Regions from separate parts of the Mus musculus genome. Here region 1 is linked to region 2. A link is a loop called in an ENCODE intact Hi-C map of the cell type or tissue named here. Cell type or tissue: heart. All regions are shown on one strand. Each heading gives the region's core, and the rest is flanking DNA. Links, peaks and the distances in the headings are about the cores only. Region 1 has its middle 65 kb from the start of Gm39777. Region 2 holds the start of Gm39777 (a long non-coding RNA gene).

Region 1 (16,531 bases), core at 5,549-13,548, 63 kb before region 2:
ATCTCTGCTAAGGACAGGATCCCCATGCCCAGGGCCCTGATATCAAGAGTCCTGGTCACGTGGGAGAAGATCTTCAGGTACCACTGCTGTAAAGAGGCTCTAATGCTGGCACTGAGGTAGGGCAGTTTGGATTCAGATACCAGCCTTGAGACCCACCTTGAAGACTGGGGCTGAGGGCCCAGGTCCCAGGAAAAGGCACCATCCCTTGCTTACTGGAAGAAGGCAACTCTACTGGCACCAATGCACCCTCAAAGGTGAACAGTGAGTGTCAGAGCTGCCTGAGGAGGTCAAGTAAGAGGAAAGCTTGGAGCTGTGAGGAAACTATAGCTTCTCTCCTTCTCTCCCCCTGCCTCCATCCATCCCTTCTTCCCTCTCTTTTCTCTTCCTGTCTTCCCCTCCCTCCCCTTCCCCCCTCCCCTCTCCCTCTCTATATCCTTGTTATCTCTCCCTCCCTTTTTCTCCCTCTCTCTCCCTCACTCCCTTCTTCCCTCTTTTCCTCCCTCTCCCCCTCTTCCCCTTCCTTCCCTTTCCCCCTCTCCTTTCCCTCTCTCACTCCCTCCATCCCTTCTTCCCTTTCTTTTCCTCCATTTCCCTCTCTTCCCCTGTCCCTCCCTTCTATTTTCCCTTTATCTCTCACTCCCCTTTGCTTTCCTCCCTCTCTCCTTCCTTCCCTCTATCTCCCTCCCTCTGTCCCTTGTGTCTCTTTTCTCTCCCTCTCTTCCCCCTCCTTCCCCTCTTCTTCTTTCTCCCTCCCTTCTGGCCCTCCTTTTATCTCTCACCCCTGTCCTTCCCCCTCTTTTTTCCTCTCTCCCTTCTTTCATCCATTTATGCAATGTTCTTGCCACCTTCTGCTCATCTATCTTTCTGTTTATCCAAATGCTCGCCCACTGTCTACCCAGCTGTTCTTCTACTCTTCCATATGTTCACTCAACCATCCATACATCTGTCCATCCATCTTTCCATCTATTGGCTCTCTGTCTGGACATTTCCTAGGCTCGGGTCCCATCCTGAGGGGGCTTTATCTGTCCCTCCTGGACAGGAAGGCATCATCGACCGGAATCCCTAAGACTCTAGGTTGCTTTCCTCCTGGCCTTGTCACCATTAAGTGGTGTGACTGATGCTGTCAGACCCACAATAAGAAACCAGCTCCAATGTCCTAGGTGCTGAAAGATGAGGGAGCCCTGTCCTCTGGAGCAGATGGCTGGAGCATCACTTTCTATCTGTCTTCCTATTGTCAGCAGCTGTCAGTGTGTGGTCCAGCTTGTGTAGGGGGCAGTAGTACCCCATGCCCTGGTGTGAGAGTCAGGAAGCCAGGTCTGGGACTCAAGCCCAGCTCATGAAAGCAGACAATATTGTTTCCCTGGCTTCAGACTCCCACCTGTGGGTGCTGTCAGACCTGGCACAGTTACTGTATCCTATGGGACACAATCACAAGGATAGTTATCCAAGAGCTCAGACTAGAAATTGTCCAAGAGAAAGGATCACTATGGGTCAGCTGGCAGCTGGCAGCTGGCAGGCCTCTGCTCCCAGGCCGGTGCTCTGGATGAAATCAGGCGTAGGCCAGCCTTGGTGGACCTCACAGCTCTGGGGATGGAGCTACACACTCAGAGCCCACAGCCCAAGGCTGGGTCTGTTCAGAGTCAAACATGGAGATGGACGGAAGGAGTGCAGGAGGCTTCAGGATAGGCAAGACGCACAGCTGCAGTAGCCACTGTCCTGATGCTGCAGGCCTTGGTGTGTGTGTGTGTGTGTGTGTGTGTGTGTGTGTGTGTGTGTGTGTGTAGGTGTGTGTGTTACACACTCTAAATTCCCAAGATGCACTTGAGGATTCAGAAAGAAGAGAGGCTGTTGCCACCAGAGGCTTCCAGTAGTCCCACTGGATGATGTAGGCCTGAGGCAAACAGGTTTTGAGGGCTGAAGATGGTCCAGCAGTCACCATCCATGCCATGCACCCTGCAGGCTTGAAAACTTATATCTACCACAAACCTTGCCAGGGAACACTGATAACACCTTTCCCTAATAACTCTAAGCTAGAAGTGACAAAGATGTCCTTTGATGACACTCCCCCCCCCCCCCGTACCATGCCATGCTGCTCAGCAATAAATGGGCGGGGTTAGGGGCACCCTAAACATACATGGAAACATCCTAAATGCTTCACACGATGGGAAGATCAAGGAGAGCCCTTCTTTGAGTGTTCTTGGGGGCTCCGCTGAGAGGAAGGCAGAGTTGGTGAAAGCCAGGGTTCTTTTGTAGAGCAGTAAAGTTATTCTGGGCTATCCAGGGTCAGTGGGCTCTTGTCAGCACCTCAGAGGCTTTTGGCATCATGAGGCAACCCACTGCACACAGGAGGTGAGGGTCTTCCAGGGTGGAGGTGGAGGGAGGACATGGTTAGCCTGTGTCATAGGAGTGAGCCTTCTGAAGGGCAAGACAGCTGCCTGGTGGCTTGGCAGAGGGGAGGGTGAACCAGCGGAGGTCAAGAGGGTCATGCCAGAATAATGCAGTAATTGGATTGTAGCTAGAAGTTTGAAATCCACAAGGCTGTGCTCATGTAAATAAATGATTGAATAAATAAACAAAGAGAAGGAAAGAGGAAGGGAAATTCCAAACAAACTTTGCCGCCCTCAGCAGATATTGAGTGGAAGCTTCCGTTTGTGCCTGAGCGTGGGGCCTGCACGGTGACTTCCCCGGAGGCTCGTGTGAGGCTCTCACTAAGAGTCCCAGAAGTCTGAAGCAGCAGTCCCAGTACAAGCTGGGCATGGTGGAAGACTCCTGTAATTCCTTCACTCAGGAGGCCAAGGCAGGAGCACCACATCCCAGTTTTGAGGCCTGGCTGAGCTATACATACCAAGAGCCTTTCTTTAAAAAAACAAAACAAAACAACAATAACAATAACAACAACAACAACAACAAATCAGCCCAAGGCTCTCTCTGCCTAGGCCCCAGTAGAACCAGATAGGCAGCACTATACTTCTGACAGACGGAGGCAGAGCAGAAACTGACCAGGAGGAATGCATCAGATGAACCCCACATGGGGCCCTCTAGGCAGCTTAAGGTCTTTAAAAGAGATGTTCTGAGAAACCCAAAGAGATATGGTGAGTAAATGTGACATGATCACAAACTGTCAGTACTACCTCAGTTAAGGGATGTGTTAAAGATGAGACAGAGGGGAGAGCCTGAGGCAGGAGGAGGAGGGATGGGAGGATGAAGGGAGGAGAGAGGGAGGAAGGAAGGGGCCTGGAGGGAGGGAGACACTAGGAACGTGCAGAATCTCTGTTGACAGCAAGTCTTCAGCAAACCTAAAACCATTCTTAGGTTTAAAAATGTATTATGGGGTGTGGTCATTATACAATACCTACTTCAGGTCCTGTTGGAGCCACCAGGAACTAGGCCAGGCGGTTTTTGTTTAGTGTTTACTAGCATATATTAATTCTACATAATAAATACTAGGTTACAGCCAAGTGTGGTGGCACACACTTTTAATCCTAGTAGTCGGGAGGCAGAAGCAGGCAGATCTCTGTGGGTCTAAAGCCAGCCTGTCTACATGGTAATTTTAGAGAAATTGCTGCCAATGTGTTTCCTTAGGAACAGTCTGTCAACAGAAGGCCTGTGAGATACCCTAGCAATAATAAATAAGGACATGGCATTTCTAAAAACACCTGTGGCTTTGTCCCTATCCAAGAAGAAGACAGGGAGGAAGAGAATAGAGCAAGCAACCCATGGTGAGATGAGGCCAGAAAGCGTTTCATGGGCTAGCTCATACCTCCTCCCCATGCACTGCTTCTCCGCTCCCCACCTCTAAACGACTCCCTTGCTCAGTTGTGCTGGGACAAACGCTGCTTTATAAAGTGACTGCTGGCTTGCAGGTGACCATGGGGACTATCCCATCACCAGACAACTCAATGCTTTCTGTGTGCGTGATTAGCACACACAGAAGCGATTACAAGCCTAAGGGTGTTGAGAATCAAAGCACTGTGGCAAGGGACTAGAGGTGCCCACAGTGTGAGACACACTGGACTTCAGAGCAGAACAGCACAGGATGGGGTAGAGGGTAAGCTGGTTCTCTGGAGCTAAAGGGTCCTGGGGTGAGCAGGTGGAGGCTTGAGGGTCAAGCTGTCACGGAGGACTGTGACTTGCCAGGGCCCTGGGTGGGGACAAGTCAGTGGGAAAGTCCAGGAATCTGACAGTAAATGCAAACCAGGTGAGTTTTGAATTCCTCTCATATGACATTCTAAACAGCAAAGGACGATGTCGTGCAATAAGCAAGCAAAGGGAAAATGCACTGTGAGGCAGGGGCTGCTTCAGCCGTGGCTACCATGTTGAGAAGGAAGATCAGAGACCCTGCCTGGGCACAAGAGATGAACACCTGATGACTCGTTCTGTGGCAGCATCAGGACTGTGGAGGGCAACTGTAGAAGCCAATAGAACAACCACCAGCTGCCTGGGAAGGGCTGAGTGCAGACAGGAGCGTAGCTGTCAGTAGTGCCTAGGCATTCCAGGCTTCAGGTCTGACTCTGCCGCCACGCTGGCTCTGGTGGCCACTTCCTGTTGGTGGGATCAGGTATCAGCCCTGCTGGAGAGAGAGCTTTGGAAACTCCTCTACTCCCTGTCTGCCCTTTCCCTGGCAGAGACAGGCTCTTCTGTCTGCAGAAGTTTAATAGCTGGGGTGCAAATCTTGGAGCTGTCAGCAGGCTATGCTGTCTTTCACTTCAAGCTCGACTAAAGACTGCTTTAAAAGGGAGACTTCCGTGGATTATTACATCAAAATAGTTTTGAATGGAAGAGGGAATTCACAAACTATATCCTGCAACCAGATTTTCACCTTTGATGTCACTAGGGGTAGAATTCTCCCTAGACTCGCTACAACCTTGATTTTTTTTTTTATTCCGTTTCTGTCCCAGAGAGTCTCTTGTGAATTGGGTATTTGTCATACACCTGTGAACCAGGCAGGGTACACGAGGCTCCCATGTACCCATATCCACCACGAGAGGGCAGCATCACCTCACTAAGTGCAGATCAATCACACACACACACACACACACACACACACACACACACACACACACACACACACCTACCAGGTCTCCTAGCAACCATTTCCTAGACCCTCAAGGCCCAGATGAGTTCACCTATGCTGCCCCAGACTCAGGAGGCCAAGGTCCTGCCTGGGAATGACCTTAGAGGACAGCAGAGCCCCTGCTTGCTCCTTGATGGTGTGCAGGGCTGAAGAGTGGGAGAGGCGGGTGCTGAACAGAATAACTTCAGCAGACCTTCTATCCTTGTGTCCTAGAGTACCAGTCCTTCAGCATGGTTGGAAGTGTGCTTGAAAACATTGACAGCCCCTTGCTGTCTCTGGCCCCCAGAGCCCCAGTGGGGACAATCAGATGACTAGGTTAAGTGCACATCCAGAGAAGGGAGCTTATGGTTTTGTGGGCTTAACTAGCTGTCTGTGCTGGGCCAGAGCAGAACTGTGTGGCAGTTAGCCAGGGCCTCAGGCAATGGGAGACGTTTGTCTCCAGGCACTGCTTCTCCATATATTCATCTGTTTACCCAGCCATGTAGCCATGCATACCTCCATCTACCCACCCACCCACTCATGCATTCACTACTCATCTGCCCATCTCATCTACTCAACCATCTATCCATCCATCCATCCATCCATCCATCCATCCATCCATCTGCCCATCCACTCATCTGCTCTACCACCCGTCTGTCCATCCATCCATCCATCCATCCATCCATCCATCCATCCATCCATCATCTATATGCATCTACCCATCTACCACCCATTTATCTGTCCCTCCATTTATCCCAGTTCCCCATCTGTCCATCTATCCACCTATCCTCCACCCGTCTACCCATCTGTCCACCTGTCCAATGGTCCATCCCCCATCTGCCCATCCATCCATCCATTTATCACTCAGAAAATACCTTTGGAGATGTGTGGTTAGGCCATGTGCGTGATTCCAGGCAAACGCAGAGTTTTTGTTCAACAGAAAACTCACATGAACCAAATATGCATCTGAAAATTGAAAACTTCCTGCTAGCCACATTAAAATCAGGTGAAGTGAATTTCATATTTTATTTAACCCAGTATGTGAAAGTTTCCATTTCCACATGAATTCAATATGAGCCATAAATAAGGGACTTTTACTTGAATGTTGATCCTGGTCCTCAAGACCTGGTGTATACCTTCCCGTGCCAGCACATCTCCCTTGGGCCCTGCCACAGGTCATGTGCTTAGACCCACTCTATTGTCCGATTAGGGTCTGGAGTGTTCTCCCAGGCCGCATCCTGGCGGCAGGTACAGGCTGAGTGGGCCACTATAGTGAAGTGACCGTACCAGTGGGCAAGGGGACTGGTAAGTCTTCCCAGGTGATGTGGCAATTGAGCTTCAAAGACAAAACAGGGCAAAGAACACCTTCAATGTCATTTCTGGCTATGTCTCCAGAAGATCACCAACAGCCAGAAGGAATCAGGTGTGTTCAGTGGCCCTCACACCAGGCGCTGCGAAGAAACCATGAAGTGAAGTCTTCTGTCACAGCCAAGCTCCGCGCCCCTACTGTGCACGTGGAGCCAGGAGACCCTGTTCTGCACCTCTCCTGGCTGCATCTGGGAGACCCGATGGCCTGCCTTTGGCTGCCTCTGCCCTGCCTGGGCCATCTGGGCAGAGCAGAAACTCACTCTTCCTCCTGCAGGTGGCGCCCTAGAGACCCTGCAGAGCCAGTTGTCCACTGTGATTGGAGAAGGTCCAGTCCTTCCTTTCTGCACTTTGGAGGGGGCTGTGGCTCTTCTAACTGGGTCCAACTACTGTTTCCTAAGCGTTTCTGAGATCACCAAGGCTGCGCTCAACCACTGTGTTATGCTTGGGAAGCTTCCAGAAACTTTTCCCATGTGGCTCAGACACAGAGGGAATTCCTGGAACCCGTCTGTAAGGAGGTTTCTGCTCTGACAATCTTCCTCAAGTCTAACTGAAATCCCTCTTGCTGTTGGTTCAATGCCCTCTTCTTGTGGGGCTGGCTCCCCAGCAGGAACCAGGCAAGTGTTGGTACCTAATGGAGCCCTCCTCCATAATAGCGCTCCCTCAGTTGGGAGGAGCACTGCTTGCCTCCTTCCGGGGCTGAGGTGGCCCATCCCCACCTGCCTGGGGGTCCCAGGAGGGAACAAGTGAGACCCCACAGATATGGTAACACAAGTCTAAGACCTTCTTAAGGGAAGGAAAGAAATTGTGGTCCTTCTCAGGAGGGGCCACACCTATTGCAGCCATGCCAGCCTTGGATCCTGGAAGCTTCCTGGGGGTGGGAGGAGTGTGCAGTGGGAGACCAGTTGGATCTAGGTTTTGTCCTAGGTGGTCTTGGGCCCTGGGCATGTGATGGCCTCTGTCATGACAACCCTACCTTCCTCCTACAGAAGGTCAAATTTTCTCCAGGTTTTACCATCTGTCTCTCCTGCTGCCCCCACAGGGCTCACAGGAGATAAGGTGATGGCCTCCCTGCCCACCTTGCCCTGGGGAGACTATCTAGTCAAGGGTTAACCTGGCAGGCTTGGTTTGGCCACACCCTGCACAGTTTCCAAAGGCATGGCTCTGACCCAACTCCTGGTAGGTGACCTCTGACCTCAGCCCACTTGGAGAGTCTGGCCTGACAGTGTCTGTGTTTGCCTGACCGTCTCGGGTCACCTCAGTGGTCCTTGCTGACAGTGTGATTTATGGTGGGGCCTTGAGCCATGCTAGGTCACTTGATCTCAGCAGAGCTGAGACCGCAATTTTCTTACATGGTGCTCAGGCAGCCCACTTCCAGTAACAACCCCCTCCCCAGTGTGGAGGCCCCATAGGCTCACCTGGCTCACTCACACACATTCAGGAGACCGTGCAGACAACACGCCTTCTCTGGATGGGAACCTGTGACAGTATAGGCCTGGCTTCTCCTGGGCTCTGTCCTCTCTGCTGGTGTCTGCATGCATCCTGTCCCTAAGCAAGCCCCAAGCGTTAGGAGAGCTGCCGGGAGCTCCAAGGCTCTCAACACATCCCTGGATCTGAGGTGGCCTTGGAGACCCAAAGCTTCAGGACTAGCATTTCAGTTGAGTGGTTGGGAGGGCAGGAGACAGGGAGGTGTCGTGGGTCATTCTGTAATAGCCTGGGGCTCATAGGTCTTGCCTTACAGTTTATTGATTCCTTTCCTAGCTTGCTGACCCCTTGATGGCCTCAACTCCCTCTCTCTCTGACTACTTGGGTCAGCACTCCAGGGCAGGAATATACTGGGTAGGGCCAGCATCTCTTAAGATAGCATTGAGGCTTAGTGTTTTGTGGGGCAGTAGAAGCTGGCCACTGCTCCCAGAAAGGCTTCCTTGACATCCAGGAATGGTGGAACATAGCATGTGCCCCTGTGGACAGCTCTCCCATAGTGCCTGTGGCCTAGTAGTTCCAGGTCCAGCCCTGAGCCTTGGGCATAGCTCTTCAGTAAGGGATGCCTGTCCCTGTGTGCTCCTGTGTGGCCCTGTGTGGCCCTTGCTTGCTTTGGAGCCTCTGATGATTGTCCTGCAAAGCTGTAGAGTCCATCCCCTCTTTCCTCTGCTCCAGTGTCTACCTGACCAGGGACTGTGTCTGTCTCCAGGTGGTCTCATCCAGGTGAGGTGAACCCAGCTGCCAGCTCAGACGAAGACTGATCTCAATGAAAGCTCTAGCCACCGCCTTCATAGCATGGAGACCCTAGCTACATGTGTAGTTGGCCCGATGCCAGGTCAGTCTGAACGTGGGCCTGATCTCGACCACAGTGCCTTGGTCTCTACTCAGCCACAGTCTGGCTGAGGCCTCCCCATCTGAGCCAGAGGCAGTGTGAACCCCTCAGCCCCTCAGCCATGTCCTCAGGATCCTAGGCATGGGGTGAAGAAGACATGGACTTTGAAGGGTGTCTGATGTGCCTGATTCTTTGAGTATGGCCACTCCCCCGCCCGCCAGGCCTGTAGACGTGGCTGCCCCCACACTGCCACGTCGCTACTTCCACCCCAGCCGGCAGGAAGCTGCTCACTCTCGCTCCCTCTTTGTAAATTTTTGGAGGGTTGTTGTTGCAGGGAACATCTGGATGGGGCCCAAGGAACATAATAAAAAGGAGAGAGGCCTGGGGAGGAGCGGGGGCTGGAGGTCGGAAAAACCATCTGACTTCGCTTTGCGGAGACAGCTGCAATTATGCTGCCGAGGCTTTTGCAGCCGCTTCAGACCACGCCGCTGACGTCAGTGGGAAACTATGAAGCTCGCCATGGTTTGGTGACACAGAACATGAGATACATCCCAAGCTCCCTCCTAGCCCTGCTTGGAGTGGGATGGCGGATGGGTTTCCCCGGAAGTGCATAGTCCAGGGTCTCTCTAGGGAATAACCGGGCTCTCCCATCCAGGCCTTCCATGTGACAGGAGGCTGAGCACAGAGCTTCATCCCATGCTTACATTGCTAGCTCCATGGAGAGAGGCACCCTGGCCTTTTCTCCAGCAAGCTCTGTCATCCCTCCATCACCCCCCAGGGCCTGACAAGGGACATGGCCATCAGGGTGTCCTTCTTTCGGTGTCCTCCAGCTCCGGCAACTTTTCGATGCTTCCTGTGGTTTTATAGGGCTGGCTGTCAGTGCCTCTCATGGTGTCCTCGATCTTGGCCACTCGCTGTGTACTATGGGGAGGAATGCAGCTCGGACCATCCTTCTGTCCCTCCTGAGCCAGAACAATCCTGAGCTAGGTAGGTGCCTTGCCCCTGTGGTCTTTGTTGTACGAGGAGGTATTGCAAAGATTTCAGGGTCTCCAGGGACACTGGTACATGCAATAGGTCCAGCCCTCCAGGAGGGGTCCACAGCCTCCCTGCTAGGCCTGTGCACTTTCTGCCATTGCAGTCAGGCTCCTCTAGGTTGGAAAGGCTTGCCGCTCGTGAGGACGTGCGGGACATACGTGTTGCCGTCTTTGTACATGGTACAGACATAGGTCTGACAAAACAGCCTCATATTGGTTTTGAAAATGTGGCATAAAATTAAATCTGATGGAGCTGCCTGCTGCCCGCTGCACAGGGAAACAGTGTGAGTGTCTGTGGAAGGCTGTGCTTGGGGACCCAGCCCTGCAGGGCTCAGGCCCTACAGCTCTACCGGGTTGAACAAACCTGTGGCTTCTTAGGGTCCTGTGAGCCATCCCACAGCTTGAAGGTACACTTTATAGGTGGGGAGCTCAGGTCATATCATTTGTCACTGGACTTAGGTTGGCTGGGCCTCTGCCAGGAAGAGAGGCCTAGGTCCTAAAGGCTATGTAGCTGACCTTAGGGCCCTGCTTAGAGAAGCCCTCGCTTTGACAGGAGCCAGGGCCCAAGCAATCTGACAAGAAGCCATCTGGCAGCAGGGATCCCTGAGTCACAGCTGGGATGTGAGCCCCTGGGAGGCCTGAAGACATTTTTTTCCCCCTGTGGAAATAGCTGTGGGCTCCTGAACTGACCCCTCCCGCTGCCTTTGGGGGCCCTGGGGTTGAGCAATACTGTTGTTCACCACTAGTGGGGCTGACCACCTTTGTGGGACTTTCAGTCGGCCTGAGCTGAAGCCAGAGCATCACTCTGTGGCAGACAGCTGGACTTGGGCCTAGTCGTGTCTCAGCGAGGGCTTCTCCTTGGAGCCTCTGTTCTGGTCCCTGTCTGATAGAGCCTCCTGGGCAGGCGACATGGTGGCCATCTTAGACAGGCATACAAGAAGATTAACCTGGCTGAAGTTGTCTCTTGTGACCTGCTCAAGGAAAGGGAAGGGCTGGTAGGCCTTAGGCAGTTGTGTTTGTTCTCCTGAGGCTGGGAAGTGATGTCTGCTGCCTGATGCGACTGCTGGACACGGGGAGCAACTGCTCTGAAAAATTCCCCAATGAAGTCCTTCCCCTGGTTGCCCATTTTTGTGGGAGGCACCTATCTGCCTTGTGTCCCCATTAGGTCTCTGCGGGGGTTCCTGAGTGGTCAGTAAGATTTCTCTGGTGTGCTGGAAGACCTCTGTGTCTCCCAGGGTTAACTGCACATGTACGTAGGGTGATGCTGAGGTTGTAATAGGGGCTTGCGAAGATCAGGAATCTGCAGGAGGGCTGAGACTCACTCCCATCCCACAAGAGGCTGCTCCAGGCTTCAGGTACCCATGGAAGCCGTGACCACAGGAGAGGAAAACTTAAAAGGGAGTTGGTCTCTGCAGCTACCACCAAGGCGAACCCTGCTCCAAGAAGTCCACCAAGGCTGACCCTGTCAGGCCCAACTTCCTCCTTTGCAGGATTCTGCCCAATTCAGCAGTCCCTGTAGACCACAGGGACTGATGGGTGTCCTGCTAACACAGGCACCACACACTGGGTGTAGTTAGCTCTACACTCTGCGTACAGTTGTGACAATGACTTTGGGTCTCCTGCAGTGATTTGGGGCTCACCGCTCACCCCACTTTTGAGAATATCCTTCAGAAAGTAGGGCATGGATCAGAATCAAGTCTGAACCCAGAGCTAGGTCCTAACTTTGGCCCTTAGGAGCAAGGACGTCAGAAATTTGCTCATAGACTTCGGTGATCCTATTGACCCTTCATGAAGGTCTTAAGTTCTGAACTTCCCAGGTCCCCATCTGAGAGATCTGCTGAATGACAGATGAGATGCTGAGAGGCCCATGGAGGAAAGGTACCCACTGAGGGTCGCATAGCTGGCTAATGGTAGTGGCAGTGTCTTGACACAAACTCAGACAGACTTTCATCTGGCTTCTTAGCCTGGTGGAATTAGCACAAACCATGTTGGAGTGTGTATGTGTGTGTGTTTGAGTGTTAGTGTGTGAGTGTGCATATGTGTGAGTGTGTATTTGAGTGTGAGTGTGTGTGAGTGTATGAGTGTGCATATGTGAGTGTGCATGTGTGAGTGTATGTGTGTTTAAGAGTGAATGTTGACTGTGTGCGCGTGTGTGTAAGTGTGTATGTTTGTGTGTGTGTGTGTATGTGTGTGTGTGTGTGTGTGTGTGTGTGTGTGTGTGTGTAGAGGCCTTCTGGAGCTGAGTCCTTAAAAGGCAGCCTTTCTGTAACTTTGTGTTCAATCCTTCCAGAATCTTCCAGCATTCATCAGATACATGATAGCTACTCATTCAGTGTGCCAAAGCGTCCTGCTGCTTCACTGTGTCCTTTATACAGTAGCAGTGTGGTTGGCTGCAGCCGGATGCCACCAGGCCTGCATCAGCTGAAGGTAGATCAGGATACTTCCAAGTGATCGCCATGTGACTGGGCCTCCCCACACAGCTGCAGAGAGCAGTTTGTGTGTGCCCACAATATGGTACTATCCTTCCTGGCTCAAGACCCCCATCTGGCAAAAGCAGATCTGCCTGACATTGACGAGTCAGCCTCACATGTCACCCCAAAGGGTTCTTCTAGTCACCTGACCCCTTGGATTGTCTTAAGCTTAGCCAGGTCCCAGTAGTGACATTCTTCAAGGTGGCCTTTGCGCCCACAGCCCATGCTGTGAGTGCCTAGATCTCCTCTTTGGCAGGAAGAGCCAGGTGTATTTGAATTGGCTTGAAGCCCAGGCTTCCCCACAAGCCCTCCATCCAGGGCAGTAGCTAGGCAGGGCCTGAAGGGCCTTTGCATGACAAGTTTGGGGGGGGATACTCACCAAGAGGGATGTGTGGCTTGAGTGTCCTCAGACTCCTCGTGTGTAAGCTGAGCAGTGACAGAAGTTGCCATGGATGCCAGAAAGATGGACACCTGGCCAAGTACACACACAGTGTGAGCCTTACAATTCCAGTAGCTAGGCTGTGGCACACCTGTGCTCTGGCCTTTGCCTTAGGGGAGCTGTGTCTTTGTACTGGAGAGTGCCATGGGGGTGGGAGCAGAGCAGGGCTCCTCCCTGGTGGTCTACCAACAGAGCCTATGGGCTGTGAGGAGCTGGTGGGCCGCACCGATGCTTCTGTCTAATTACTCCTGCCCCCTCATACAGTCACGACGACTCTAGACCTGAAGGGAGATGATGGCTTGATAGAGCTGGGCCATCAGTTTTGTTGGAGCAAGATAAAAATAAACCTCTATAGTAACTTAACCACGAGTATGCAAGCCAACAGGACGAGCACTGGCAGGAGGTCATAGAGATGGCACAGTGAGATAAGGCAGGCTCTGGTCACCCAGGGACACCTGGTAGCAGACCACACCCTCCAGAAGGGTCTGTGTCGGTGCAGGCTACAAGCCCCTGCTCCCTACCTCTCCATAGCGGGGACTCACATGCCCTGCCACTCAAGGCTTCTCTTCATTAAGGTGAAGGGCAAAACAAAACAAAACACAAAAACCCTAAAGACAGGCAAGAAGGCTCAGCTTGCATTTCAAGACAGAAACCCTGTGGTCTCTGACAGGAGCTTCCTCTATTAGCGAGGAGGTGGCATGTGTAGGACTGCCTGAGACCTCTTATTCCTGTCTGTCTGATCATCTTCCTGGAAGTCCCTAGGAAGCTGTGAGTAGCACTGGTGGCGGGAGTGCCCCTGTTTCCCTTCTGACCATGATACTCTCCTCCCCAGGCCAGGCTGCAGGGACAGGCCACTGCTTAGAGCTCTTGAAGACAAGAGTGGCCATAGCCTGCCATCTGGCTGTCATTTTCTGCTCAGATGGGGTAGGTAAGGCTCCAGGGAATAAAGCAAGTTTCCATCAGGATTTGAGGCCAGGCTGCCCATCCTTACCATGGGCTCCAAACCCCGAAGGCTGAGGCTGTGGCCACCTGCAATCTGCCTGCTCATCTATTAGATTGTCTGCAAGGTCCAGCCTGATTGGCCCTGACACCAAGGCCATGGAATCTCAGCTCTACCTAGGACCACTCCCCAAGCCTCAGCTTCTAATCTGTGAAATGGGGCGACATTGCCTTCTCAGCATGGGGTTAACGCAAAGACATGGGAGCAAAGGTGATGTGAGTACTGGGTGTCAGGCTGGTGCTGCCCCAACCAATTCCGACTTCCCTGCTGAAGCATGGTCAGACCACCTCCAGCTGGATATTCTTGACTCTGGAGTGTTCCCTCTGGACTTAATTCTCACCAGCACCATGAATACTCTCTACCAACTGGACTGGGTCCTCTCCTGACTCACGACAGCAGCGGAGAATGACGTCATCAACCTGGGCATCTTGTTACATTCAGGATGATCCGCTATGCCAAGCAGCCTTGAAAACTCCTAAAGCCCCTGCCAGGATCAACTGGTCTCTCCTGTCTGCTCCCGTGTCCTGCATCTGGGCGAGAGTGAATCTGGGAGGTAATGGGTAGGCGACAGTTGAGGGAACTGGCTGGCTAGTAGGTGGGGTGTGGCCCTGGCTACTGGCCAGCCCTCAGACTGGGACCAAGACTCTGGGTCAGACTTGTCTTATGTCAGGACAGCTTGGGCCATGGAACAGAGGCAGCGTTGCCAAAACAAGGTTTAAAACATCTCAGAAAAATATGTGTGGGACTGTTTTCCATGGGATTCAGGTCCAGTACTGGGGAGGAGGGGGAGGTGAAGTTTTAGGAGAATGGGGAGTGGGAGGAAAATGAAGAGGCCCCAGGTCCATTGTGAACCTTTTTACTGGGGTCCTACCACCTTCCCAGGACTTGGGAGCCCTAGTTTTGTCTCTTCCTGATCCTCCCCCACCAGCATCCTGGGAACAGGGCCCTACTCTACTCCCCTGATAGGCAGCTAAGGATAGAGGCAGGGAGTGGCTGGGTCTGGACCCACTGAGGAGTTTGGGAAACCCAGCAATATGTTAAGATGCAGAACCCGAATCCAAGGCAACATCACCAAGAACACCAAGAAGGCAGTTCTGAGCATGGGGACCGGACAGGGCCTCCTACGCTTGGGTCTCTTGCCACAGACTTTCTAAGCAGCACCTGGGGGCAGTGAAGCTCACAGGGTGACATTTCATCTGCCCCTGTACTTATGTGCTGCTCTGTGCCCACTCTCCTGTGCATGGCCTCGGATGCTGTGGGGCTGGCAGTGAGCCCAAGCCTGTACTCATGCCCAGCTCTCAGTGTGTGTGTGTGTGCATGTGCGTGTGCGTGCGCATGAGTGCGTGTGTTATCCTGAGTTCTCTACTGCCTGGCTGTTCCTGGGGAGTGGGCAAGGCTACATCTGAGCCATGGTGAGTCCCTCAAGTGCTGTGGAGTTCAGCCTGGAACTTGTTTGGAGTGAGGTATCTGGGGCAAGCTTATTCTACATGGCTTCCCTTGTTCCCATGGACCCTCCACTCACTAACTAACCACTGCTACCAAACAGTCATCTACAGCCTACAGATGTCATGAACCCATAGCTCAGGGACTCAACACACCCACATCTGCAACATCTGCAGCCCGAGTCTTAGTTGTGGGGACCTGGTCCTTCTTCTTTTTTGGCCTTTCCCATAACACGAGTGTCCTGAGGACCGGACTTCCCTAGTTAAGTGTGTGTACTGTGTTGGGGGCATGGCTGGGATTTTTCAACAGTGACTGATGACCACCGTCTACACATAGGCCCCGAATCTCATGTTTACCCTGTGCTCTTTATTTCCCTTGACTAAGATCTGCTGACCTCTCTCAAGTCAGGGCCTACCCCTAGAGTCATATACTTGGGTATAGACTTTGGCTTTCATTTCCTCTTGAGAGATCGGGGGTGGGGGTGGGGGACAAGCAAACCATCCCAGCCAGGCAGGAAACAGGTCATGGAGGTTCTAAATGGACATAGATGGGACCCTCATGGCCTCGGGGTTGTGGCTTCCCCCATGCCCTGGTCTTCCCAGTCACGTGAGCTCCTATTGGCTGAAGCAGTCTCATGGCTGCTGCTGCTGATCAGTCTCCCTGGTTCAGAGGTCCGGCTTCATGTCAGTTTGATCTAGAATTGAATGATATGTTTACCTGCTGTTATGTGCCCCAAGTCCCGAGGGCTCTGGTTTCACAATCGTCTCATCTTGGTGCTGCTTGGTGGGGTTTGTGGGTCTCTAGACTGCCCTCTCCATTGTCCTTGCCAGAGAAACCACTGGGTGGATAGCACATGTAAGCTGGCAGGGCCAGTTGGGAGGCCGAGTAGGCTGGGCATCATGCACAGACGCAGGGCATTTGATGTCCCTCCTTATTATATCCTTTTTCCATTCTCAACCCGAGATGCATGTGCACCTGTTCCAACAAGCCTACTGGGACAGTGGCCGCACTGGTGTCCTGGCCTCTGCTTGTACATTCTGCCCTGTGGAGCTAGGGGATATGGAGCTGGTGGCTGTGGAGTGGAGCACCAGGATAGGCCCACTGTGGTCTTCCTCTCAGAGCTACAGGAACCCATGAGGCTCACTCTTAGTGCAGGGCATAATGGAGGTGTGAGGGTCAGTCATGCTTGCACATGGATGGGAGAGGCAGGCAGGATACTGGAGATATGAGTTCACACTCAGAGGATGCTGGGTGCTTAAGCCACTCCCTTGAATTCAGACATTTTCTCTGTATTTATTTGGAGCAATGAACAAGCAGGCCAGGATGACAATTGATCCTGTGGGAGGACAATCAGAGGCCAAGCAAGACCTGCTGCTTTGAGAGGCCACTGGAGGTCCTCCCTGTTCTTGGGA
Region 2 (16,531 bases), core at 4,259-12,258:
ATATGCTTGCACATGAACACACATGAGTGCACACACATACACACATGCACTAGCAGGCATGCATACACTTACATGCCCATGCATGCACTCTCTCTCATTCCAGAAATGGACGAATATCTCCTCAGAAGGAGATTCCTGTAGAGTCTCCGGTCTCCCAGTGTGGAGAGCCTGGGTGTCTGCAGAGTGAGGCCTCTAGGTCAGACCATTATCACCTGGGCCTCCAGAGATGGCCCTAGAGACCCTCTTCACTCCTGATGGCTCCAAGGATGCCCAAGACTCTCAGCTAGGAACCTAGAGCCTTCCTGGGAGAATGTATGAAGTGTCTCTTATGCCCTGTTTGCAGCTGTAAGGCTGGGACTGGGACTTTTTAGGCTGTGACCTCATGTGGCCCCTGTACTGCTAGAGAGGAGGAGGTGTGGCCACTGTCCTGGGGCCAGGACCCAGCACCTCGTGGTTGGATGAAATCTGTATGGGCCGTCTGGTTTCAGCTAGAGGGGACATGCCTAAATCTCTATCCATCTGCTGCACCTCTTCTGGAAGGATGCCAGTGGGGACTGGAGCTGGAGGAAGTAGTGCTGTCTACTGTTAGCCACCGCCTAGGTGCAGTCCTGTTGAAAAGCCATATTCAATCTGGCAGAGGACCGGCACACACGGAAGTCCAGCCCATAGCTGGCTCTGGGCTTGGTCCCCCATCTGCCTACTCTCTATTGGGTGGCTCCTGCTCACCCTGGAGGGTGTATCCTGCTACTCTCTGCTGTGTGCCCTCTGGCAGTTGCCCAACCTCTCAGTGCCACTCTGGGGGCTGTGAGGGTGTGAACTGATGCCCCTCAGAACATATGCCAGCACCACGAGCACCCAAACGACAAGCTTTCGTGTGCACTCTGCTTCACAAGCAATGGTCCCCAGATGTCCTCCCAAGGGTGCAGCGGCTCCTCTGTGGAGACAGGATTCACTATGTGATCCTTGGTGTGAGGTGGGACGTCTGTTAAATGTCCATCATCTGCTCAGATCTGCCCTCCAAGAACACCATCACCAACATCAGACATAGATTGCTCTTTATGAAAAACATATTACATGTATTTATTCTCTGTAGTGTGTGTGTGTGTATTCTTAGAGAATTTTATACATGTTTTGATCATATTCATCCTACCTCCCCCAACCTTTCCCACAACATTCCCAGATTTGTTAATATTTTGACACTAGAACATACCAGAAACAATTAGTGGGCTTCTCATCTCTTTATATAGTTGTAACTATTTGTTCCTTTCTAGTCTGGCTAGTTTTATGTCAACTGGACACAAGCTATTTTAGAGGAGGGAACATCAATTGAGAAGAGGCTTTCACCAGAGGCCTTTCTTTAGGGCATTTTCTCGATTGATGTGGGCGGGCCTAGCTCACTGTAGGTAGCTCCTGGGCCCTTGGTCTTGGATGGTAGAAGAAAGCAGGCTGAGCAAGCAAAGTAAGCAGCATTCTTCCAGGGCCTCTGAAATCAGTGTCTGCCTTCAGGGCCCCGCCTTGATCTCCCTGGTGATGAACTATGTCATCAGGAGGCAAAGGCGATAGAATCTCTGGAGATGGAGTTATAGGTTCTCTCTCTCTCTCTCTCCCCCTCTCTCTCTCTCTCTCTCTCTCTCTCTCTCTCTCTCTCTCTCTGTGTGTGTGTATGCCCACATACATTCATGCGTGCATGTAATAAAGGGTGCAGCAGGCTAAAACTGTCTTAACTGAGAGGGTTTATTTTAATTCACAACCCCAGGTTCTGTCCATCACAGCAAGGAAGTCAAGGTGGCAAGCTGCCTCACATCCACAGTCAAGAGCAGAAAGAACGACTGCACGCATGTTCATAGCTCAGTCCACCTTTTAATTTCTTACATAATCTAGGATCTAAACCCAGGGAATAATGCTGCCCATAGTGGGGAGGATCTTCCCACATCAATGCAATCAAGACAATCCCACACAGACTTGCCCACAAGCCAACCTAATCTAGACAACCCCTTATTGAGACTCTATTCCTAGGTTATTCTATATTGTATTAGTTGATAACTAAAGATATCCATGACACACACACATCTTTTGTAGATACAAGCTGTGTGGAACCTTCAAGTGTCATGTATTAAGAGGATTGGAAAGATAGCTCAGTGTGTACAGTTTGCCACACAACATGAGATCCTGAGTTTGATTCCCAGGACCCACAGAAAAAGCTGGGCATGGCGCTCATACTTGTAACCCACACCATCACTGGAGATGTTTCAGGGATAGGCAATCCCTAGAGCTCTGTGACCAGCCAGCCTGGCTGAATTGATGTGGTAGTTTGAATATGCTTGGCCCAGAGAGTGGCACTATTTGGAGGTGTGGCAATTGGTGAGCTCTTTATTCAGTAAAAGACCCCCATCTCAAGCAGATGGAAAGAGATTAAGAAAGATACTCAGTGTTCATCTTTCTGACTTTTATACACACATGTACATACATGTACACACACACAGCTGTGTGAGATCAAGGCATTAAATCTTTTCTAACAGGACAGTTGGTGCGGGGCACATAGAATGCTCTGTTACATTCTGAGACTGCATTATGAATCCGCATGTGGTTCTGCCCTATGCTTGTGTGGTTTCTTGTGTGAAGGTCTGATCGTCTGGTGTACTGGTGTGAGGACGGGGAAAGAATCCGGTTCTTCCTAGACTTTCCCCCTCCAAATCACAAGTCATTTGTCCCACAAGATTTACAAAATATGCCATCTTCTTCCAGTTTATCAACAGGGAAGACCCCACAATCCTTTGGGTCATATTTATGGGCTCTCTTCTGTTTCATGGAGGGTGCAAGTGTCCTGCTGTGTTAAGTAGCAGGAGCGCTGTTCATCTGGGGATGTGGTTCAGGTGGTAGAGTGCTTGCCTAGATGCATGAAGTCCTAGGTCTGATTCCCATACCCCATAAACTGGGCATGGTACTGCACACCTGTAATCTCAGCTCTGAGGAGGCTGGGGCAGGAGGATCAAGACTTTGCCATTCTTGAATATACAGTGGGTTCAGTGCCAGTCTGGGCTCCATGAGAAAAGACAAGAGGAGAAGAAGGAGAGGGAGAGAGATGATTAAATAATATTATTTCTAGAGTGTACCTATTTCTTCTCACAAATAATGACTTCATTTTCACCAGGAATCATTTCAAAAGGGCTGGAGAGATGGCTGGGTGGTTAGAAGCAAATAGTTCTCTTACAGAGGAGTTCAGATGCCAGCACTTGAGTTAGGTGGCTCATAACTGCCTATAAATCTAGCTCCAGGGGATCCAACACCTCTGGCCTCCAAACACACACACACACAGGTGTGCATGTGTGCCTGCACACATACATGCAGTCTACTCTGCCTGTGTTCACCACTATGAAGAATGTTAGCAGGATTTTAGTTAGCAGGGTTGAATTTAGATAAGAAAAAGACAGGTTTATGTTTAATATAGCTTCCTGTGAGGGAGGGCTCACCTTCTCTGTTCTTATTTTTATATGACTTAGTAAAGTCTTAGCATATGTGCCACACACTCCTCACATGTTTCTTGTCAATATATGTAGATACTGTCTTTCAGTGTCTTAGTGGGTCTATGCTGGCTCACTGCATATTTATGAAGTGGCTGATTGCAGTATATTGGTTTGGAGTGGGCCTTTTAGGTGTGGGCACACATGGCCAGCCCTTGGGCTCTGCCCCATGCTGATTCTTTTGTGTATAAAACCACGTTAGAGTTACTTTTTGTTGCTGTGATAAAACATCATGACCAAAAGCAACTTATAGAAGGAAGACTTTATTTTGGCTTACGGTTCCAGAAGAGGAGTACATAGTGGACAGAAAGTATGGCAAGGCGTGGTCAGAGTGGGAACTAAGAGATCACATGTCTAACCACAGGCAGAAAATACAGTAAACTGGAGATGTAACAAGGCTAGAAGCTCTTAAAGCCTTCACAGCCCACAGCCAGTGATCAGATTTCCTTCAACATGGTTCCACATTGGAAGGCTCCAGAATCTCCCTAAACGTGACATCAAGTGGGACCAAGTGTTCAGATACAGGAGTTTATGGGGGGACCTATCACTTTCCAATTGCCCTCTCTGTGGCTAGTGGGGCTTGGTTGAGAGTAGCCATGTTGTAGAGGAAAGCAGCCATGCTATAGGGGAAGTTTCTTACATTTCCACTCCTGTCCACTCTTCTCCCACTCTATCTCATAAGTAGAAAGATAAAATATTTACTGATTATGTCATAAATAAATTTATTCTCAAACATTTCTTTGCTTTAATGTAATTTTACCATGTATTAAAGGCAAAAAGCATGTGAATGAGATGAATATACTTGTATTTTTGTGTAAAGATTAAATCGTGGCTGAATAGTTGATAAGACACACTATCTTCTGTGTTTTGCAGAGTTGATTGACATTTTGATTTTATAACCATCAAGGCTGAGAAGTGCTGTTTCATATACCATTATAGTTTTTTTTTAAAGCAGGAGTGTGTTTACAGCCATTTAGAAGATTGTTGGCAATTCCATCCTTATCCCATGCCAAAATTCATTTAAAAATCTAAAAAAAAAGCTGAAACTCAAGTCAGCAATTCAAACAGCAACTTTTGGATCAAACATTCTAACACATTACAATCCACAGACACACTAAATTGGTACGCACAGTGAGGGACAGGAAATACGGCAAATCTTTGTTTTTCCATAACGAAGCCATCACGTTTCTGTAAGAACAGAAAGCGTTGCACATTGCTAGTGATAAACATTGCAGTTTCGGTAGGGAGAGGGCTCAGCCTGCAAAAGCCTCCATGCCTGGGGACTTGGGCTTTTCCCCTGGGTCCCATGTGGAGGAGGGAGACAACTGACTTGCTAAGATTGTTCTCTGACCTCAAGTGTATACACATTCACACACACACAAAACCAGTAAGTAACTACTTTAAAAAACTCATTGGAATCTATACAGTTTTCACCATAGTCTTGAACTGAGGTGTTTGAGGAAGTGTTTGCTGCTGTTGTGTGGCATGAGACCATGTACAGTGCAAAATGCCAGGATTCTATGTTCTGAGCCAGGGATGCTGTGCCGTCCCTGAATGCAACACCAACCGACACTGACCAGAACGACTTTGAATTAATTTTTATGTATTCAGAACCCTTCAGATTGTTTCCAGATTCTTTTGTGCCCTCCTTTGGGGTTGTGACCAGCAGTTTACAAAGCTGTGCTGAAGATGACAGGGAGTGAAGGAGAGCAGGAGGGACAGCCACCTTTAGATCCCAGACTGGCTGTCATTAAAATGGAGGAGGGCTGGTCGATGTGGTCCTGTGACTCCATCTTAGCCCCACCTTGTGCTTGTAATTAGCACAGCTTATAGAAACTGTGGTTTCTACACCCCCACCCCCATTGGAGTCAGCCTAAAAATACCAAGGGCTGAGTCATACAAGGGCCCCTTTATCTCTGGAGGGCAACAAAAGGTGGCCCTTTGTCACATCCCAAGAGCCATCCTGGGGTCTGCATCCTTCTGCATAGAATGTATACCCTGTATAACTTTGTTGGAGGAGGGGTGCCGTAGTTCCTCAGAGGCCTCTGACTTGATGGGTCCATGATTGCAGTGACCAGATCCCTCCATGAGTCCTGCTTGTCTCCTGTCTCTCAGCACAGACTCTTGTCTGACTCAATCCCAGATCTCCCTTCCTGCCGTTTCCCACAGCACGTTCTCAAAGCTGTTTCCCCAAACTCTCCCAGTTGATGACATCAGCTGGTCAAGGTGGGCAGATTTGCTAATCTTTTCTGTTGCCACAGGTATTGGAAGGATCCGAGAGCAAAGTGGTTAAGAAGCCGCAAGAGCCACACCAGCCACATTGGAAAGCCTGTTCACAAGGGGAAACAGACACCAAATTCACTGTATGCAATGTTTTGACAGGCTGCCGTGCTAAGACTAAAAGGAGGAGATGGAGATGCTGATGGGAACTGGTCCAGGGTCCTGGAAAGAGGCCCTACCTCATCAGCCCCTGCCCAGCCCGCATTCACAAGCTTCCACACACTGGCATTTTGTTGAACTGGATAGTGGTTTGTTTTGTTTTGCTTTGTTTAGTTTTAACATACCTTATGAAAGAAAAGGATTTTTAAAGTGCTAGCCTAGAGCTGGAGAGGTAGACCAGTGGTTAAGAGCACTTACTGCTCTTCCAGAGGTCTTCAATTTGGTCCCATTACTCACTTCAGGCAACACACAGCTGCCCGAGATCCCAGTTCTTTTGGCATCTGTCTGTACCTGCAGAGTCATGCAGACACACACACACACAGGAATATAAATAAAAATGGGAAAATCTTTTTTTAATATAGTTATAGACTGCTTTCTGCTGAGACTCATCTTTCTAAACTGTGCTGTTCAAACCGGAAGCAGCTGCCTCTCCAGGTCTCAGGAAATTACAGGCCGCATTTGGAATATCAATGACATGATGGTTGCAGCCATCAAAGGGGCTCAGGGATGGGAACACTGCCTCAGAGCCTGGCCCCGCAGAAAGTCATTTCTTTTCATTTGAAGAGCCCCCACAGATTATTTTTAGCATCTGAAGTTCATCTTCCCCCTTCCTAAACTTAAACTTCAAGGAAGCAAATGTGTGTGCCTTCCCCCAGAGCACCAACCAAATGCCTGTGGCCTATGCAGGGAGGAGACCAGACACCCTTCACCATCCAGTCTGACTGAAATTTCACCCTGATGAATGAGCTGAGCACTGTGGTGGTTTGGCCTGATTACAGATGCCAGACCCACAATGAGCCACAGTTGTGTGGTCTTTGGGACTCAGAAGACACCAGGTGGCATCTCTGGGACCCTTCTCGGGCAGCAGCAGCCCTCTGGGATGACCCATGCCTCCTTCAGTGCACAGTGGGCAGGAGACCCCAGGCATTCTGCTCCACAGCAGCCTGGAGAAGCCTCAGCTGACGGTCAGGGAAACTCCTTCTGCTCCTTCTGGTGGGCTCTGCATTCTTTCCTAGTAAAGTAACGTGCTGGAAAACCAGAGTATACGGTCAGCATTCTTCCTATAAACAGAGCGATTGTACATTGTGAAAGAGTCACTTAGCGATGACTGGAGGGTTGCCATGGTTACCCTCCCCCAGCCATGTGGTCCCAGCATCCTGTGGACGTGGAGCTGGGCGGTTCCTAAAGGAACGGTGGTAGAGGAGGCACTGGATGGTTTCTTCGACACTCTGGTACTCCTCAAGAGCAGAGCTGTCATCAGTGGGAAATCCTGCCCTGCCCTTCCTCAGCTACAAGGTCCTGTTATCACAGAAAGTCACACACGGGATCCAGGGTGTGAAGTAGACAAAGATGAGGAAGCCTGGGCAGACCCTGGGAAAGCATGCTTCCCTACCCCTGTGTGCTCCGTCCCCTAGAGCTTCCCTGAGATGTCTCAGTGGACCCACTTGCCCCTAGGAAACAATGGGAAAGTGACTAAACCCTTCTGCATTCACTGGAGGGCTGGCTTCTCACTCATAACTACACCTGAGACAACTCACCAAGGCCTAGGGGACAGTTCAGTAGCCACCCAAGCCAATGGATTGGAGTTCACATGCCCACAGCAGGCAAGGAGATGACTAAGAGTTTTCATTAGATGCTACAGGGCAACAAGGGGGCTTCAGGAGTCCCTTCCAGTGCGGCCTCTGCTTCCTGTGGTCTTCGGTATTCGACTTCTCATTTGCAGGGGTGCCACAGACACCCCAGAGCAGACTAGCTGGTTCTGAGTTCATGTAAGAGACTCTGACTCAGTGTGTAAGGGGGAGAGCAATCAAGGAAGAAATACACACACTGATGTCACACACATGCATGTGCACGCACACATGTGTATACACACACACACACTCGCATGCACACATATGAACATGTACACATACATCATGCTATTTTTCTTTATATTTAAAATTTTTCCTTTTTCTTTTCTTTCTTTTGTTTTATTTTACTATTTTGAGACAAGGTCTCTCTATGCAGCCTATCTTGGAACTCTCTTTGTAAACCAGGCTGACCTTTAACTCACAGAGATCCTCCTGCCTTTGGCTCCCATCATTTCCAGTTAAAGGCGTGTGCCACCATTCCTGACCTAAGTTTTTTCCTACGACATATTTTATTCATAGTCGTTTTCCTCTTCAACCTCTCCTAGACCCTCCCCACCTCCCTGACCCCTTAGCTTCACGTGCTTTGTCTCTCTCAAATGTAACCAAAACCAAAACCAAAGGTCAAGACAAATAATAAGACAAAAATACCAAAACAAAACAAAACAAAACAACAACAACAACAAAACAAAAAACAAAATACTTAGAAATCCACTTTGTGTTGGCCGACTACCCTTGGGCACAGGGCCTGTCATGGAGTGTGGTTGGTATCCCAGGGAGACTCCATTGGAGGAAACTGACTCCCTCTGTTCCAGGGGTATCAGTGCAGATATCTTCTTGGTTAAGGGTGGGATGGTGTCCACTTCCCCCTCTCAGGGACCCCGTCTGGTTTGACCCTGTGCAGGCCTGTGCATGCTGCCACAGTCGCTGTGAGGCCTCTTGTGTCGGGAAGACAGTTCCCTTGGAGCCATCCGTCACTCTCACGATCCCACCCTCATCTTCCACACGGACCCTGAGGCTTGAGAAGAGAGGATGCTGAACTTACCGCTCTTCAGTCTCCTACTCTCTGCACATGCCCAGCTGTGGTCTCTGGGCCAATTCCCATCTCCTGCAAGAAGAAGCGTCTCTGACCTGAGTCCCCGCCTCCTGTAGATAGTGTAGGTCAAATAAAAAAATATGTTTAGAAAAGAAAATTTACCTCTGGCTGTCCAAACACGCACAGGCCCAGCCTTCCATGGGACACACACCTGAGTAGAATACCGGCTGTGTACACGGAATTCCTTCTTCACTAGATTTCAGCAGAATCCACATGTTTTTGAAATAAAAGCCCGGCTCTAGGCTGTACTGAAAATCCCAGGCAAGAACTCCCTCCACATTCTGAGGCTTAGCTTTGCCTCTTTTTGCACAGCTAGTTTCCATGCCGCCGGTTCTTGCAACCACCCGTTGAGATGCAGTCTGAACAATGCGCAGTCAGGCCCACGTAATCCCAAATAATTAAAAGCACACTCGCCATTCATTGAGTTGGGGCCACCTAGACAAGCCCTCTGTTGCTGGGACTTACCAATGGCTGAGGCACTCAAAGAAGCGGCGGGCCAGGTGGCAGGCACAGTGGTGGAGTTGCTGCCTGTGTGATGGGGGAAGAGGCTGAGAAAGAGGTTGCCTCAGATGCTGCATGGTGACAAGGGGCTGCCAGAGGCCCTTGTGGCATGGCTCCTTCTGGACTTACTTCCCTTTCACAGCCTGTTGGAGTTCTCTGGTGTTGGTTTCTGGTCTTTCCGTGTGTGTGCGTGCATGTGTGTGTGTGTGTTGCTTATACCTGTGTACATCCATGTTTGTATGTGTGTGGGTGTAGCTGTGTGCATGCATGTGTATGTGTGTGCACATGTGTATAGCTATCCAATGTTGAGGCAGGGTGTCTTCCTCAATTACTTTCTGCTTTACATAGTGAGGTCTTGCTACAGAGGAATGTGCAGATGGGTTCCCCGGAAGCCTTGGTAAGCTGTGTTCTTTGGTTGTGGTGGTGTGCTCTTGGTAACAGGGTCAGAAAGGTAGCAAGGGACTCAGGCCTGGAAAGGGGGGCAGCTAAGGTATGATGCAGCTTCATGGTTGGGTCCTGAATTCATAGGTCCCTCTGGAACAGTTCTGTGTCAGGTAAGGGGTTGGACCTCTGTCACCAATAACCAGTTGCCTATCCTAGGGTGGGGCATGGCCAGAGGCCCCAGATAGGTGTCATTGGCTGCCAAGGTCCAGGCAGGTGCTGAGCGAGAGCCTCCATTTTGAAGGGCAAGTTGGGTAACAGCAGTATCACTGTGGGTGCCCTGGTTGAGCTCACACCGCTCACTCAGCATGGTGCAGTGGCCCATTTGGAAGAGCAAGGCCCTGGGTTAGGGCCAACCTCTCTCCCCATGGCCTGCCCTACCCTTGCCCCACCACAGTTGGTTTCAGAGAGGAAACCAGTGGCCCCTACTCCCCTTTCGACGTCCTGGCCTGTTCTTCTCTTACCCTGGACAGCTTTCACAGGCCCAGCTTTTCTTCTGTATATGACTCTCTCTACCATCTCCTCAGGTTGGGGCTCAGATGCCAGAAACTTCTCAGGCTGTCCATGTACTGTGGTCAGGAAAGGAGGGAGGTGATAACTACCTTCTATCTGTCCCCTGATGAGGCCAATTGTTTGAAGTCTGTAGGACAATTTCCTACCAGTGAGACCTATGGATTTCAAGGTGAGGAGTTCGTGTTGCCAGGAGGCAGCCATCATGGAGAGTTTGAGGGGACTTCCTGTCTCTCACCAAAGCATTTTTGTGTGAGAACCTGGACTTGTAGGCACAGAACACTATGGAAAGAAGACAAGAGTGGGAAGCTGATTTCAGGGAATGGTAGGTAGCATGTGTGTGTGTGTGTGTGTGTGTGTGTGTGTGTGTGTGTGTGTGTGTGTTCCCCTTTAATCTTCTTTGTTTTGTAGATCCATGAATTGCTTCCCCCAGGGAACACAGTACCATCTGACAGTCACTGGCTCAGGGTATCAGATGTCTCTTCCTCCCTGTCTTAGTCTGCTTCTGCTGCTATAACAAAATGTCTGAGACTGGTTAGCTTAACACCATATATTTATTGCTAACAAAACTAGATACTGGAAAGTTCAAGGCCCATCCCTGCACTTACAGGTTTTGTATAAGCAGAGGGTTCAGTCTCTGTCTACAATGTGGTACCTTGCACTCTGCAGCTCCAGAGGGAACAAGAGTAGTGTCCTCACTTTGGAAAGCAGAAGGGCAAATGAGAGTTAGCAGTCTCTTATGAGGCCACTGACCCCATTTATAAGAGTGGTATTATCCTGACTTAATCACAGCCCACTGAGCCACCTTTATTACGGTTACATTGGCCTTAGGCTCAACATAAGAGTTTGGTGGCCGGGGGAGATGGCTCAGTGAGTACTCTCCACCCCAGCATGAGGACCAGAGAAGGGATCTCCAGAAACTGTGTTAAAGCCGTGTAGGTGAGATTACAGGGAGTACCCTGTAATCTCAGCCCTGGAGGCAAAGATAGGGGATCCCTGGGGCAAGCTGGCTAGCTAGACCAGAGGAAATGATGAGTTCCAGATTCATCAAGAGACCTTGCCTCACCAAATAAAGAAAAATGTGATTGAAGAAGACACCCTCCTCAACTTTGGGTATTTACATATATGTGCACACACAAGCATATGCATGCACATAGCTATACCCACATGCATGCAAGAGCATGGACATACACAGGCATGAATATCACAAACACACACACACACACACACACACACACACAGAGAGAGAGAGAGAGAGAGAGAGAGAGAGAGAGAGAGAGAGAGAGAGAATTGAGTAAGCACACAAAGCACACATTAAAAGCCCAGCGCTGACCTTTATAAGGCATGCCTCCAATGGCCACCCCAGCTGCAAGGCTGGAAGGCCCTCCCCTGCCCTGCCTGGCCAACAGCAGTGTGCTTCTTATGGGAATCCACAGTGTTTGCCACTTCCCATCTCCACACCAAGTAGGATCTTTCACACTGTGGCTGCTGTCTTGTGCCCCACAGGGACATACAGTGTGCCCACTCAGCAAGAGTGACAGCAAGATTAGTTTATAAAACAAACAAGACTCAGGTAGTTCATACATGATGGGGATGGAACCCATCTCTTGCCCGTGCACAGCAAATAATCCATGGCTGAGGGACAACCCTGTCCAAGGGAAAGGAGAATTTTACTGGATTCCCTTCCAAACCTTCTGGCACACACACATGTTCTATTCTGAGCTGCCTGCTGAGTGCTGGAGGAGGCACCTGCCCTCGGCACTTGGGCCTCAGAAGGACTTTCCCGGATGGCTTGGCTGTGATCAGGACCTAGGCTGTCCTGGGAGCCTCATGGAGAACCTGCCTGAGCTCCATCCCAGGGGCTCTTCTGCAGGATTTCTGGCTGAGTCTCTTCATTGCTCTTTGGAACATTCATTTAAAGGACCTGAGCCAAATATATATATATATATATATTTCCCCTCACTATTGAAAAAAGAAGAGAAAGAGGGGGAGGGGGAGGTGAAGGGGAATAAGGAGGAGGGGGAGGGGAGGGAGGAGGAGGAAGAGGAGGAGGAGGAGGAAGAGGAGGAGGAGGGGAGGAGAAGGGGACAGCAAGATTAGTTTATAAAACAAACAAGACTCGGGTAGTTCATACATGATGAAGGGGAAGGAGGGGGAGGAGGGGGAGGAGGGGGAGGAGGGGGAGGAGGAGGAGGAAAACAGGAAAACCAGGACCTTTTGTTAAGCCAATGGTCTTCCCCTCTGCTTTCCTCCAAGACCCAAATGGAGGCCTCAGATCCCACCCCCATTTCTAGCACTGTGTTGGCCTCTGTGTTTGCTGCTCATCCATGAAGCCAGTCTCAGGGTGTGGTCATCCATCCCCTTGTGAGCTCCCTCACTATCTAACTCTCAGGTGTCTCCAACCCTGCTCCCTCCACCTCCTAGAGCCAGACTTTACACACACACACACACACACACACACACACACACACACACACACACACCACATCCTTCTTGATGGTCTCTCCCTCTGAACTTCAGCTTCATTGAAAATGTGAAAAGACAGCAATGAGAATTTGTTACCTTGTCTTCATCAAGAGAGCTATGATTGATTGTCGTTGGCAGTGGACAGGACAGGAAAGCAGGGTAAGGAGTCACCCATTTCTGGCTGTCTGCTGAAATACAGACCTTCATCTCCAGATTCCCTCAGCACTTCCACACCTACCCCATACTGGTTTCTCAAAGATGAAGACACACCATTGCCCTTGCTTAGAACTGAGGAGGTAGAATCTAGAGAAGCTGTGTTTCTCACGATGCCCACTGGACAGGTAGTCAGGCTGGTGTTGGTGACAGAGCTGGTGTCCCTAGTGAGAAAAGCCTTCTACATCTTGGAGGAATGGAAAGTCTGAATGATTCACTAAGTTTTGGGGTCCTGGGTTTCTGGGCTCCCACCTTTAAGCAGATGGTGCTGTAACTGGCCTGCAGAAGTCACTGTGGCCAGGGACAGTGTCTTCTTCATTTGTGGGCCTGCCTCTTGCTTGAATGGAGGTATAGAGGGTTTGGACAACCTAGCTTTTCCACAGCTCAGTGAGCAGCCCCTCCCTGGCTGGCTGCCCTACAGCTGAAGGAGTATTGTGCATGGTGTGTGTTGGTCCTAGAAGCCTAAAGGTATGCACAGTGTGGTCAAATGGGACACTGTCCACCAAGATCCTATTCTGTGGGTACAGCTGGCCCATGGGCCATCTCCAAAGCCCTGAACTTTCCTTTTCTCCCACACTGTCCTTCCCTTGCAGACGTTTGTCTAATTCATCCTTCATACTTCCAGGGCTTGATATGGGATAAAACCCAGAAAGACTCAATGATGAACGGACTTTGTCTCATGCTAAAGTGATAGCTACATAGTACGCACCATCAAGCTGACAGAGGACACACACACCATCCAACTTTGTGATGAGATAGCCAGTTCCATCTGGTTTTGTCTTAGAAATCCTTATGGAAAATGGATTAAGATGTATAGCCCTCTTCTGATCTAACTCACCACACTCTGGTGGCTAGTCTGGATGTGGGGGGTGTCCCACTCCTCTCTGGGTTACCAGCCAGCCCTCTCCAGAGCAATCTCCTTTCATTCAGGGAAGAGCTATTGGTCAGGCTTGCTCATTCCGTTAACTGTTGACTCACAGTCTGAAAATGTGCTCAGGACCCGTTGTGGCCAGCGAGCCTCAACAGACTCCTGCAGGAGGACTCCCTTTCCACGCACGTGCCGTCCTCGGCACCTTCCTGCCAGCTGCACAGCGACCCTCCTAATGGGACCCTCATGTTTCAGCTTAGCCTTTAGCCATAGGCTTTGGCTCAAGACCTGGCAGAGGGGGACAGAGGGAGAAAGCCATCTGGAGAGGAATCAGTGCTCAGACGAGAAAGGAAATTGCGTTCGGATGATCGAGACAGCAAAAGGGAGGGAAGCTCGCAGGGCCAAGTTCAACAGAGGGGGACTGGAGTGAGCAGGCGGGGGCCCTGCTCTGTGGATGCTGGGGTCTCTTTCAATCTGGCAACAGGGGGCAAGGGTCTCTCCTTCTTCTGCCACCTTAGGCATCAGGAGTTTAGGCAGGTCTGGTAGTCACTCCAGAGATGTTTTGGGTTCCCAAAACCATGGCAGGGAAGGCCAGAGTGAATCTATCTGGATCTTTCATGTAACCCACATGGTTAAGTTGCTCAGACTAGGCCCCAGCCTTACTCTCAGTAAGGTGTCCTTGGGTACTTTATAGCATCATCCTTTGGGTCACTAGGTGCCATTTACCCTTTAAGCATTTAGTTGAGGGCAGGCCTGGCCCTTTGTTCCAGTGTCCCTGTGGCTGGCTCAGAGCTGCTGGCCACACATAAAAGCCATGCCCATGTCTAGAACCTGAGCTTCTGGATGCAAGAAGCACTCAGCTGAAGCACCTTGCTAAAGACACTTTCCCTGGGCAGCAGCAAGATAGAGACTTTGTCCTTCTGTTGAGTGGAGGAAAATGGGTAGGGCTAGGCAAGGTGACAGAGTAGCCAGGGCCAAACCAAGCTGTGGTTCACAATGTGGTACCTAGTGGTTGTTGTGAGCCTCCAGCTCAGCTGTGGCCCAGTGTGTCAGGAGACTGGACTACCATGGGAGAGTGAATGTGTTTCTTGAAGCACCCCCTACAGGTTCCTACCCAGCATTTTCACAGTTCAGTGGCTCAAGTAGTGGAGGTGACAAAGAGCTCTGCTCTGAGGTCCATCTGAACAGTTTGTTGCCCAACAGTGACACTTGTCCCCAGATCTGCGCAGCAGCCACCACTTGAGTACCATTGTGTGTCAATCTGGGCACCTGCCAACAGAAGGCATCTGAACATGGACGAGCCTGTTTGTTGAGCCAGGAAAGTGCAGCAGGAAGGTTGGGTTGGGAAGCCATTCCTCACCTTTTCTGTTCCCCACAGATGTCAGCTGCCTTGTAACTCCAGGGGGGGAGGGACAGGGCACCTCTGGCCCTTTGTGCTCTCAGGTGCTTAGTGGGTATCTCAATGTGATGGCTAGTATTGACTGTCCACTTGGCAGGGTGTAGAATTACCCAGGAGACAAAGCTATGGGCATGTCTGGGGAGAGGATTTATAAATTGTGTTAACTAAAGACCCAACCTAGTATGAGTGGTGCCATCATGGGTCTTTGATAGGGTTTTACTGCTGTGAACAGACATCATGACCATGACAACTCTTATAAGGACAACATTTAATTGGGGCTGGCTGACAGGTTCAGAGGTTCAGTCCATTATCTTTAAGGCAGGAAGCATGGCAGTGTCCAGGCAGACATGGTGCAGGGTAAGCTGAGAGTTCTACATCTTCATTTCCATACAGCTAGGGTGCCAGTATTAAAGCCCGCACTCACAAGGCCACACCTACTCCAACAAGGCCACACCTCCCAACAGTGTCACCCCCTGAGCCAAGTGTATACAAAACCATCACAGGGATAGAGGCCTAGACTGAATACAAAGAAGACAGTGAGCCAAGCCCAGCACTCGTCTCCTCCTGCTTCCTGACTGGGTGCCATGCCACACCCTCCTGCTTTGTACTCACGATGCCACCCCCACCATGATGGCCTGTACCTGTAAACTGTGAGTCCAAATAAACCCTTCGCTGTTGGTTTTTTTCACAACACAATCTAGAGTCATTGGGAATGCCCTAGACCAGCCTGTGAGCAGTTCTGTGGGACACATTCCTGACTGATGATCGATGTGGGAGGGCCCAGCACACAGTGACAGTGACATTCTTGGGCAGGTGGCCCTGGCTGTTATAAGAAAACAGGCTGAGTAAGCCAGGTAACAGCATTCCTCTCTGGCTTCTGCTTCAGTTTCTGCTTCCAGTTCCTCTCCTAATTTTCATGATGGACTATGAATTGCAAGCCAGATAAACCTTTTCCTCCCCAAGTTGCGTGTGGTCATGGTGCTTATCATAGCAAAAGAAGCCTAATGAGTCCCAAACACACCTTTTCTTGTGTCTGTTATTTTATCACACCAGTAACAAAAGTAAAATATAGTGTGGTGGTTTGCATATGCTTGGCTCATGGTAAAGTGCTTCTTTTAGGAGGTGTGGCCTTGTTGGAAGAAGTGCATCACTGTGGCGGTGGACTTTGAGGTCCTGTGCTCAAGCCCCACCTAGTGAGGAAGAGATCTTCCTGCTGGCTGCCTTCAGAACAAGATGGTGAACTCTTAGCTCTCCAGCACCAAGTCTGCCTGCACACTGCCATGCTTCCCACCATGATGATAATGGACTGAACCTCTGAAACTGTAAGCCAGCCCATGTGTAAACTGTATAAATGTTTGCCTATATACAAGTTGCCTTGATTATGGTGTCTCTTCACAGCAATAAAACCCTAACTAAGACACATGGAATGTTGTCAAACATGGTCCTCAG

The links. A loop is a pair of places that touch in the nucleus more often than their neighbours do. Peaks named below come from ENCODE experiments on the same cell type or tissue, not always from the same donor. Only the 100,000 strongest peaks of a DNase experiment are listed, where the experiment ranks them.
Region 1: it touches region 2 in a loop (2.0-fold over the local background); 2 of 42 quality-filtered maps call a loop at or near these places.

What each region holds. Positions count from the first base shown.
Region 1 is chr2:27,765,385-27,781,915 of GRCm38, forward strand. No RefSeq gene overlaps it. Among named protein-coding and RNA genes, the nearest start is that of Gm39777, 65 kb to the right of the region's middle. In heart, for the core only: a CTCF peak has its summit at 10,487; DNase peaks (open chromatin) are centred at 6,727, 7,747, 9,147 and 10,407; H3K27ac peaks cover 4,278 bases; H3K27me3 peaks cover 530 bases.
Region 2 is chr2:27,829,207-27,845,737 of GRCm38, forward strand. It overlaps Gm39777 (a long non-coding RNA gene), which reads right to left and starts at 9,199. Exons shown (of 3, transcript XR_866074.3): 1 at 8,836-9,199; 2 at 8,634-8,734; 3 at 3,775-5,850. In heart, for the core only: no CTCF peak of the experiment used is centred there; no DNase peak of the experiment used is centred there; H3K27ac peaks cover 3,374 bases.